Linked DNA regions of Homo sapiens: regions 1 and 2 are each linked to region 3. The links are chromatin contacts, found by Hi-C or POLR2A ChIA-PET in ENCODE. All regions are on one chromosome and are shown on one strand. The core of a region is the stretch at or near the end of the contact, and the rest is flanking DNA. Distances in the headings are between cores, read along the strand shown. Region 1 holds the start of TAP2 (transporter 2, ATP binding cassette subfamily B member). Region 2 holds the start of GNL1 (G protein nucleolar 1 (putative)). Region 3 holds the start of PRRC2A (proline rich coiled-coil 2A).

Region 1 (3,506 bases), core at 588-3,087, 1.2 Mb after region 3:
GCTGGGATTTGGGTAAGGTGAGTGCACACCTCCTTAAACTTTGCACCCCAGGTGCCTCGCTCACCTCATCCCAGTCCCAGCCTTATCAAACAGTTTGTTTGTTTGAGTATGTCTAGAAAGAGAAAGGAAAGCAAGTGAAGGGAAAAGAGTAATGATTCTGGAAAGAAAGGTGATAAGCCTCAGAGTAAGATCTTCAGGGACTGGCAAGATGAGCTGGGAAAGAAGAGTGAAAGGGAGAAGCATACCCATCCTGAGGGAGTGACCCTGGAGAGATACTTTGGAGACAGACTTAGGGGTAGGAGGTAGGAGGCAGAAAGAAATGGAATTTCATGGACCTAGGAATGTTGAGAGACAACTGAGAGACATTCCATCTGAGACTTAAATTCCTTTTGTACTACCTTCACTCATAACTTGTTCCTATAATAAGATCAGATAAACTTTGAAGATATTGGATGAATATGAACGAAGGAAGAAATGAATGGATAGATGAAACAGAATGGTGACTACATTCACCATATTTTAGTTTAAGTATTTTTGTGTTTTGCGCCTGAAAGGGCCTAGAAATGGAGTTAGGGAAGTGAAGACCCCTATAAAGATTTGGGGCTAGCAAATGGACCCAGCTGCCCACCACCTACCTGCCAAAGGAGAAGAGGCACATGAAGAAGATGGCACTGGCAAAGGCATGGGGGTCAAAATCACCTCCCAGGATGTCAATCACACGACCAGAATAGTGAGGGATTAATGTCTCACCTGAAAGAGGCATGAAAAATAACACAAGAATGTGCTGGTGCCCAGGCCCTTTTACCACCTCCAACTCACAACGTCCTCTCCTGACTCACCCAAAACAGCAAGGACAAGGAAGAAGAAGGCGGCAACGAGGAGAGGCAGGTCCGGCCTGGAGAGCTTCAGCAGCCTCCACATCAAGACTTTGTTGTTCACCTGGTCCTGCTCCTTCTCCTGGGCTCCAGGAGGGCTCAGAACAGCCCACAGTGACCAGCTGAGCCCCGCAGCCCCGTACCCCACCAGCAGCCAGCTCCAAGGGGCTGAAGCGACTCTGGCTGGGGGAGCACGTGAGGCCCCCGCGACCAGGGCTCTCAGGGAGACAGTCAGGGGGGTGGCCAGACAGAGCGGGAGCAGCAGTGTCCCCACAAATCCCAGCAGCCCTCTTAGCTTTAGCAGCCCCCACAGCCCTCCCAGCCGCAGGGTCCCCTCCAGCCATAGTCCTGGCAGCCCTTGAGGAAGCAAAGTCCCCAGAGGGCCCTGAAGCAGCCACAGTAAAGCCGCGTCCACCAGCAGCAGGGAGGTCCAGGGTCTCAGGTCAGGGAGCCGCATGGCTCTGTCAACGGATACGAGATGAGAAATCATGGGGGTGGAGTCCCAATCCTTGTCCCTGCCCTCCTACCCGCCCGGCTCCGCCTAACCCGTCCATCGGCTTCTCATTTTATCCTATTCAACCCTGAGAGCTCTCCTGAGTAACCGGTGCTCATCCGTACACCCCTCCTACGACAGACAGCTTTCGGCCTTCTGGGGAGCTGGAAGCATGACCATCAGGAGCCTCGTGCTTAAAAAAAAAAAAAAAAAATCCCCGGACCCCCACCCCCACCCCCGCCTGCCGCGGCGAGCTAAGTGGTCCGGGCTCCGCTCCCTCCTATCGCCGGGTGCAGAGGGACTGGGAAGCAGGAGCGTGGAGTGGGTAGTCACTTGGGCTGCGTCCCTGTTGGCGCTCCAGGTTCCCCTCCGCACCAACTCACCAGCCGCGGCGGGGAGACCGCAGCTCCGGGGACTTCTGCTTCAGCGCTGAGGTCCGCTCCGTCTCTCCCAACCTCGCTACCGGCTCTGGTCCGCCAGCTACGCTCGGCCAGGGCGGGCGTCAGGGCTCGGGCAGCTTTCGCTTTCGCTTCCCCAGCCAAGGCCTTCATTCTGGGCTGGGCCGCCGGGAGGGGGCGCGCGAGACCCGCAGACAGCGGAACTGGAGCCCGAACTCTGGTTCGCACTGTACAGGCCTGCAATGAGTCTCACTCGCCTTTAGTGGCGGTTACTCTGGGATATAAAACTGCAAAAATGTTTCTTTATCATTAAGTAAAATACAGTTGTCTCAAGGGCAACTTTATCTGTTGTCCTTGCTTTGTAATTGGAGAATGCTTTGTAATTGGAGAATCACTGAATTTTCTCAAAGTTACTACTTCAAGCTCTGAGCCTACTATTAAGAAGTGCCTTCTTTCTGGTCCGGCGCGGTGGCTCACGCCTGTAATCACAGCACTTTGGGAGGCCGAGGCGGGCGGATCGCCTGAGGTCAGGGGTTCGAGACCAGCCTGGCCAACATGGTGAAACCCTGTCTCTACTAAAAATACAAAAATTAGCCAGGGCGTGGTGGCGGACGCCTGTAATCCCAGCTACTCGGGAGGCTGAGGCAGGGGAATCGCTTGAACTCAGGAGGCAGAGGTTTCAGTGAGCCGAGATCGGGTCATTGCACTCCAGCCTGGGCGACAAGAGTGAGACTTCGTCTAAAAAAAAAAAAAGTGCCCTCTTCCATGCAAGCTCCAGTTTTAGGCGAGCGAGCCGGGCTCTCCTAAATAGAAGGTTCCAACCAATCTCACCAGGCCAAAGGGGATTTTCACGTACAGACTTTGAATTTAGTAGGCCCTGAGCGTTCATCTTCATCCGTCCTTCTCAGCCGGAGCACCTTGAGCTGGCGCGTGTTCAGGTGCCTCTGAGTCTGTACTCCAAATTATGTTGGGCGCACCTTCAGCCTATGAGGGAAATGCCCCGTACTGAGCTTTGGTTCTTGTTCTATTTTAACACTGTTTAGAACAGTAATTAGGTTTTTAAATATCCTTCCTGACCCAGAGCCTTCCTATGCAACAGAAAGATTCGTTTATTCCAGAAAGGACTCTTCAGATTGAAACCACCTCCCAAACTAAAAACAAACAAACAAACAAATTCCCCAAAGGAAGGGTCGCTTGGATTCCAGATCACCATTTTGAAATGTTACCTGTGTGACTACCAAGGAGTCACTTAAAGTTTAAAATAGTGGTGGTGGGGAGGAGGGATTTTAAGTAGGGGCTCGCTAAAGTTTTACAACTCTATTCATTCTGGCATTTTAAGAATCTCTCTCTAATGAAAAAAGCTCCATGCTCAAGCTCATGCTCCTACTTTCAAGCATTTGTTTCCTTTATTTTCTGGAAAGTGACATGGTCCATAGTTCCAGCATGATTCCGAAAATCTCATGATGTGTGTCTCTTTCTTCTAACCTGGATCTTTTACATTTTCCCCACACTCCTCACTTAGGGGAGTCCTCCTGATCTCTTCTTCCTCTAAAATTATAGTCCTGCCATCTTGCAATTCAGCATGACACATCATGAAATTAGACCCTTAATGTCTGTCTTTATATTCAATATCCAATATCTCCAAAGTGTTATTTGGGATAAATGGTATGGTGTTTATATGATTACCATATTAAAGTGAAGTGGAAGCTTTTTCATCCTACTCTATAAAGTCAAAAACAG
Region 2 (3,381 bases), core at 393-2,892, 1.1 Mb before region 3:
CCTCTTGGCTCATTAGTTGCTCCTTGGACATCTCATAGCTCCAAGGAGGACGTCGAGGAAAGTCCAGAACTGGGAATTCAGGAAAAAGTCCAAGTGTGAGGAAATCTTCAGGATTCAAGAGTACATCCCAGACCCCTCCTTCCTCACAGTCGGCTTTTACCTTTCCAAACTCCTTCCCCAGCCCAATGCCTGTCTTGCTCTCACTCACCTGAGCCAGGCTGATACACCTCCCGGATGTCCAGCTCCAACAACTCAGCACTGACCGGCTGTAGAACTTGCTCCCGGGCTGCTCTCTTTCTCCTCTCTACCTCCTCCCTGCTGTCTCTCTCAAAATGCAGTCGGTATCTAAGGGAACAGGGACCGAGACATCCAGAGCAATCCTGTGGCCACAAACTCCTATTTTCTCCCCTCTTGTACAATCAACTTCGCAAACCATTCTCTCCAGAGTCGTTCAAGTCTCCTCTCTCAAGTCAGACTTCCCCCAAGTCCTTCTTTCAGGCAATACTCAGCCTTCTCCTTCTAAAAGCCCAACTCTCTCCAGCCCCTCTGGAAAGGAAGACTGTGGCCCGCTGTGGGGAGCCGAGTGGCTAGCGGAGAACTGTGGCATCCCAGGCCCACCGTCTTCACCAGTAGCAGCCCGCTTTCCCCCAAAGCTCTGACTTCCGGGTAGGCGGGAAAGCCGGGACCAGCGCCCCCTCCCACCCTCACCGATTTGGGTCGTAGCCTCGTGGACCCAGCCCCTGAGAAGGCTGCTGGTTAAGCCTGCGGATATGATGGGTCACAGACTCCCCGTCCGAGGTGTCGGTCTGTTCCTCTCGCCGCTCCCGGCTCCCGCTGCGGCTGTTGGAACTGGAGCGCAGCCCATCTTGAAGCCCTGCGGGGAGGGGCCGGTGACGCCAGTGCTGGCCAGCTCTCAGGGGCCATAAGACCCTCTCCCCCATCGGCCTGACTCCCTTTCATCCCACTCAACTTCTTCCGATGTTCAGTCCTCCCAGACACCCTATTTGGGACCCTCCCGGATGTGCGTGGGGGGAGTCACTCCTTCAGGGAGCAGTGGGGACGGCGCCCCGTGCTAGCTGGAGGGATTCCCCTCCCCCAACTCTCCATCCTTCCCCACCCCTTCCAGATGTAGGGGGGGTGGGGGATCCCCTCCGCGATAGGCCGCGAGGGTTGACGCGGTCCCACGACCCCCTCCCACGATCCCCAGAGGTGCAGCGGGCACACCCCTCCTTCCAGATGTGCGGAAGCCCGAGCCCCGCCCCCTCCTCCCGCTCCCGCACTGACCTCTCTTCCGCTCCCGTTTGTCCTGCAACTGCTTCTTCTTCTGCTTCACGCTGAATGGCTTCTTCCTCGGCATGGCCCGGACCAGTCACCTGGCCCGCCCTCCGCCGAGCTCCCGCCGCCTCAACTGACTGCCCCCCGGGGCAGCCCCCGCCGCAGGGGCCCGGGACCCTAGAGGAGGCGGGGCTAGCAGGTGACGTCAGCGGGCGGGCCCGACAGAATTACCGCCGCGGCGGCGATGGAAGGCGGACGGGGGAGATATAGTCACTTCCCTCCAGGAGCGAGGCGAGAGGATGATGCGGGGTGGGCTACTGGCACGTGAGAGCCAGTGGCACCGAGAGGGCGCCCCGGCGGCGAGGAAGGAGGCGCGCGTGGGAGGACCAGGCTAACTCCGTCACGGACGCTACCAACTCGCGTTCGGAGGAGGGGGGGCGCGTGTCATCACTACCTTGCGCTCCCGGGAGAACCTACCACTCACCTGGAGGGGGCGGCGGAGCGGAGGGCGGGGCCTACTACCTAGGGGAGAGGGGGCGTGGACACGCTGAGGCTATACTACAAAGCCCCGGGCTTGACCTTAGTGGAAAGCCGAGACTGCGTCCAGGTTGCTGGACTACACCGGGGGCACGGTCAGAGGTCTTTAGGGGAGGGCGGCGGTCTGAGAGTCCTGGGTGCCGACCTGTTGGGACCCAAATTCCTTGTGGGAACGATGATAAGGAGCAGGTTTACAGATCATAAGTGCAAAAGCGGGCGAGAAGGGAAACCCAAGCGGGACAAGGACTTTTGGGGGGAGGTCAAAGGGCACGAAGTTGTGCCTGCAGCTGTTACCATAGTAACCGAGGACCGGATGTGGCGATCTTACGGTGCGACAGTCCTCTTCTCAGGCCCTCTGGCCCGAGAGCCTGTTGACTCTGTGACACACTCTGAGGAGCTGGTTGTGGTGTTTTCCAGCGAGGGAAGAAAAGAGTAATTTTTTCAAAGCATTTATAGAAACGCAGCAAAGGGAAGGTGTGAGGTTGCCGCCATGCCTGGCAGAGACGGAGGGAGGCAGTTGGCTCCGGAATGCGGCCGCCGCAGATGTTCTCCGCAACCTTCCGGAAGTGGAATGGCGGGAGCCTCAGCATTGCTGCCCACCGACCCCCCGGAAGCGGAAACAGAATCCCCGCGTGCCCCTTCCTCACTACCCTCCAAATCCCGCTGCAGCCATTGCCGCAGACACGATGCCGAAACGAAAGAAGCAGAATCATCACCAGCCACCGACACAGCAGCAGCCCCCGCTGCCCGAGCGGGAAGAGACTGGAGATGAGGAGGATGGGAGTCCCATCGGTGAGGGGTCTGGGAGGGATGTGCACATGCCTGTCAAGCCCGTCCGGGCAAGGGGCTAGGGGCTAATAAGGTGCGAAGGAGGGGGCTGTAACGGAAGGAGGAAGGGCGCACGCGCTGGGGAGGGATGGAAGTGGGGCTCTCCCAAATGGAGCCTTGAACCAGGAGTTCTCTTACTGGAACCATCAACCTCAATACGGCCCCAGACCTTTCTGGAGAAGGCGGGGGTGGAGAGAATAAAGAGCTCTTTTGCGCAGCCGCAGAACAGTAGGGGAAAGGGGTAGTAGAGATGTTGCAGATTGCGATGACTGGGATGACAGTTTGTATCCAGACTTTGACTGAAAAGGTACAGGTGCAGCTTTCTCTAAACTAGTCCTCTGGCCAGCAGTTAAGGTGAGGGATTGGTTCATGTCTGGAGACACTTAGGTTGTTTTGGATAGCGACGGTACGGTGAAGAAAAAAAGTTGTCAGTATCTTTTCCTGCATTATCCCCTTTGATTGAATATCTACTTTTTGCAAACCCTGAAACAGCTTTGCAGAAAAAAGGGCAGATAGATGGGGTGAGAACTCCCAAGACTGCTGAAAATATACCTGACTTTACTGGTTGAATTAAGAAATAAGTAATACAAGAAAAACACCTAAGAACAGAATCATCAGTCCTTTAATCCATTCTGATGACCATATTTTCATGTCTGCTCTTAGGACCACCCAGCCTTCTGGGCCCTCCCCCCATGGCCAATGGAAAACCTGGCGACCCTAAGTCAGGTGAGGAGGAAGGGG
Region 3 (3,774 bases), core at 103-2,602:
TCCTTCTTTTTTTTTTTTTTTTTTTTTTTTTTTTGAGACGTAGTCTTGCTCTGTCACCCAGGCTGGAGTGCAACCTCCGCCTCCCTGGTTCAAGGAATTCTCTGCCTCAGCTTCCCGAGTAGTTGGGATTACAGGCGCCCGCCACCACGTAGGGCAAATTTTTGTATTTTTAGTAGAAATGGGGTTTCATCATGTTGGCCAGGCTGGTCTTGAACTCCTGATCTCGTGATCCACCTGCCTAGGCCTCCCAAAGTGCTGGGATTACAGGCGTGAGCCACCGCGCCAGGCCTTATTTCTCTACTTCTATAATATCCTGTGCATTATCTCCAGCGCCTTCAAATCATAGTCATTGAATGATCTGTTGAATGGGTATAACTCTGATGGGAGCAGAGAGTTCTAGAATCGGGTAGTAAGAGACAAAGGAGGGTAACAGTACTGCATTTCACAAAATGAAACCCATTGTTAAGAAATTACAAATTCCCAATAATTTCAAATATAAAAATTTATTCATGAAAATTATAGGTTATAAAATTAAATGTCCGTCTTAGTCGATGGTTGCCCATATTTTGATGAACGAGTCATTCCTAGCCTATCTTTGTTCAAATGATTTGCATACATTATGCAAATAGGTAGAACTGCCCGAAGAATGCCTACGCTGCGTGGTGCGGACGAAACGCTTCCCGGGGCCTTTGGATTGGTCTGTCTAGCCACCTCATTTGCATGACGTAATATAATAACTGGAAGGCCCCGCCCCTCTGGTGCATTTCCCCGCTCCAACCACCTCCTCAAACTCACGGCAAAGGGATGCGAGAGCTGGAACTCTTACCAGGCCTGCGGAAACTCAGCCCTCCGGCAGCTAATCCCGCCCGCCAGCCCCCGTCCTCTCTCTCTTTCTCCCTAGCTGAAGGCGCCACGGGCCGTGTGTCGTTGCCTTCCACTTTTGGCGTCCCAACGTCTCTCCGCTCCCATCTTTCTACTAACGTCCGACGCACGCTCCGCCTCTTTCTCCCACATTCGTCGTGTAAATTCTGCGTCCCAACCGCCCAGCCGACCTGCACCGCATTCCCGCCCCCTCAACACGGCTCAACGGCCGACGCTGGGGGCCCGCCTCCTTAGCCAATCGGGGTCCTAGTGCCCTTAAGTCCCTCCTCTTTATGCAAATAACCTCCGCATGCTCCGCGCGCCCGGCCCTTTTTTTTTTTTTTTTAAACTAAAGACAGCCCTGGAAGTAGAGGGTTAGGGTAGAAAGTGCCCCGCCCTTTATGCAAATTAAGGGGCGTGTCTAGGCGCGGAGGGAGGTGGGAGGTGGGAGGGGGTGCTCCCGGGGGCGGCGGTTGCCCGGATGGGCCGTTAGTCGGGGCTCAGCCGCGGAGTGAGCGAGGGAGACGGGAGGAGCCGAACCCGGCGCCATCCGCCGCCATCCTCCCCCGCCCCACCGCCATCCCGTCCCGGGGAGCCCCTAGGCCCGGGTCCCGGATCCCCGCGCACCCGGCCAGGTGAGTCTGGGTGAACCGTGCGCTGACGCCCTTTTCCGGCGCGGGAGAGGTGGTGGCGGTGGCGGTGGCGGCGGCGGCGGCGGTGGTGGGCCGGGGGGAGGAGAAGCTGCCATTAGCCGCCGCCATTTTGTCCTCCTGCTGCCGGGCCTGCTTGCCCCTCCCCCTCCGGTACCTCTACTCCGGGACCCGCACCTCCGGCAGTTCATTCAGGATCCGTAGTCTGCCCCTAACCACCCACCGTCTTGGCTTCAGGGGGTGACCCCTGCGCCTGGGTCCGTAACTCCCTACCCTCCGCTGCGCTCCTGGCTTTTCACCCCCATTTGTGGGCCCCCTCCCCGGCTGCCGCCCCGTGGTGGTGGGCCGCGCCCGACGGTTCTCTCGGAAGGGCGCTTTTCCTCCATATTGGACCCCCTCCTATCATCCAGCGCTGTGTTCCCCCCTCTGGACGCCCCTCTTCGTGTCGAGCCACTCCCACTCTAGAATCCTGCTTTTATCCCAGCATCTTTGCTTTCTATGTTGCTCAGTCGCCCTATGTCTGCTTTTTCATTTTTCCTGTTCCTCGTCTCCTTTCTCCCCCAACCCCGTTTTTCTTCTTGGGCCTCTGCCCCCTTACTTCGTTGTCTACATCCTTTTTTTTTTTGCCATTCCTGTTTCCATATATTTTCCACCTGCTTTCGTATTCATTATTTTCTGTTAGTTTTGGTCTATTCGCTACATGACTCTTGTATTCGTTTTCCCTTCATATATTTATCTTCACAGATTGGCCTCCTCAAACACCTACGAAGCAACATCCATCTTATCTCTAGCTTGTCATAAAGTTCTTTCTCCCCAATTTTAGCTTTCATTCTGGGCCTGTCTGGATTTCCCTGCTTTCTTCCCCACTATTTCTCATCTCTTTACACTGTTCCCGTCCATAAACGAATGCCTGGTCACTCTGGAATGGACTGAGAGACCTGTCGTCCGGCTTGCTTAGGGAGCTGGAGGTATCGAGTAAAGAAACACTGGTGATGGACATTTTTAATGAGGATAGGAAAACGAAGATGGCTCTGGCCTTGGCCCTCTGTTTTCTGGCCCATGGTTACAGGGTGCTAAGGTGGCTCCATAATGCTTTTTCTCAGTTCTTCATATGGTAAAACAGTATTTCATCTGGAGGCGATTTTTTCCAGGAGCCAATACAGGAGCAAGTTTAGGAAAAGATGGGATATTTCAAATACTTGAGGTTCCTATAGCCTGGGAGTATGTACAGCCCTAGTTGTTCTATGAGGATTTCTCTGGTACCAACCCCCATTCCGGCTGAGCAAGCTCATAAAATCCTTAAACTCCCAGCATACCTTCCTGCAAACCTTCCCAGATGGACACGAGGCTGCTGGGCTGGGAGCCTGGGGTACAGGGCCCTGGGGGCATGATTAGGGAGCTTGTGTCCAATAAACAGGGAATCTAAAGTGTTGTTTCTTCTTCTCTGATGGAATTGTATGCTTCTTTTTTAGTTTTCTCTTGCTTGAATTTGTCCTGTTGTAAGTCTCTGAAACGATTTTGGTGGAGAGAGAAGAGATTATTACTTGTAGGGAATTACTCTTTGTAGACAGGCACAAAGGGCAGAGTGTTTATACTAGGAGGATGCTGGATTTTTACTTAGATTTCCTTGACAAAGGTGTCTGGGGGAAAGGAGGGAACATGGCATTTGAGCTATGAGGGAGCTAAGTAGATCATGGTTGCTTGAGAAGAGTGGGCAGTTTACATAGACTGGAGGAAAAGACACCAGAGGGCCTCATATCTGAGTCCCTAATGATAATGCAATGGAGTTTTTAAGTTTCTGTTATGGTCTGTACAGGGGACAGAGACTGAGACACTTGCTGTCTGGCCCACAGGCTCTGGCACGTTTTGGGGGAGGTGCCTGCAGGACCCAACATACTCAATGAGCTTCCAGCGCAATGTCCGATCGCTCGGGGCCGACTGCCAAGGGAAAGGATGGAAAGAAGTATTCCTCGCTCAACCTGTTTGATACGTATAAGGGCAAGTCCTTAGAGATCCAGAAACCCGCTGGTGAGAGTCCTGCAAAGATGCTTCTGATGGTTGAAAGCTAGGCATGCATGGGGCATACGTTTTAGAGCTCTTTAAAGGGAAGTGGCTGTAGTAGAAATACCAAAAGACTAGAGGAGATTTCCCAACTTTACACTGGGTCCTTTAAAGGGGGTGTGGGCTCTGGGTGAACACCAGTTATCCTCCTACAAAGGCGTGTCTGTGGTTCCCTGTCTTTGGACACGTAAGAATTGGAGGA

The links. A loop is a pair of places that touch in the nucleus more often than their neighbours do. ChIA-PET counts read pairs that join two places held with the same protein, here RNA polymerase II (POLR2A). Pooled maps may share reads with other maps.
Region 1: a loop to region 3 is called in a pooled map, with 3 times the contacts of the local background. The contact joins the promoter of TAP2 here to the promoter of PRRC2A in region 3. A Hi-C loop is called at or near these places in 9 of 50 pooled maps. POLR2A ChIA-PET finds 5 or more read pairs at or near these places in 2 of 52 experiments (WTC11 and activated CD4-positive, alpha-beta T cell).
Region 2: a map of naive thymus-derived CD4-positive, alpha-beta T cell shows a loop between it and region 3 (6-fold over the local background). The contact joins the promoter of GNL1 here to the promoter of PRRC2A in region 3. A Hi-C loop is called at or near these places in 1 of 168 maps with a recorded cell type or tissue (naive thymus-derived CD4-positive, alpha-beta T cell), 1 of 37 single-sample maps with no recorded cell type and 10 of 50 pooled maps.

The regions. Positions count from the first base shown.
Region 1 is chr6:32,836,902-32,840,407 of GRCh38, forward strand. TAP2 (transporter 2, ATP binding cassette subfamily B member) reads right to left here and starts at 1,838. Exons shown (of 12, transcript NM_001290043.2): 1 at 1,752-1,838; 2 at 840-1,336; 3 at 636-750. The coding sequence starts at 1,332.
Region 2 is chr6:30,554,847-30,558,227 of GRCh38, forward strand. GNL1 (G protein nucleolar 1 (putative)) reads right to left here and starts at 1,643. Exons shown (of 12, transcript NM_005275.5): 1 at 1,285-1,643; 2 at 709-874; 3 at 209-345; 4 at 1-69. The coding sequence starts at 1,357. PRR3 (proline rich 3) reads left to right here and starts at 2,449. Exons shown (of 4, transcript NM_025263.4): 1 at 2,449-2,604; 2 at 3,304-3,366. The coding sequence starts at 2,499. RefSeq lists enhancers at 921-1,486, 1,487-2,051, 2,052-2,616.
Region 3 is chr6:31,619,363-31,623,136 of GRCh38, forward strand. PRRC2A (proline rich coiled-coil 2A) reads left to right here and starts at 1,353. Exons shown (of 31, transcript NM_004638.4): 1 at 1,353-1,496; 2 at 3,328-3,539. The coding sequence starts at 3,428. SNORA38 (small nucleolar RNA, H/ACA box 38) reads left to right here and starts at 3,717; the gene lies at 3,717-3,774.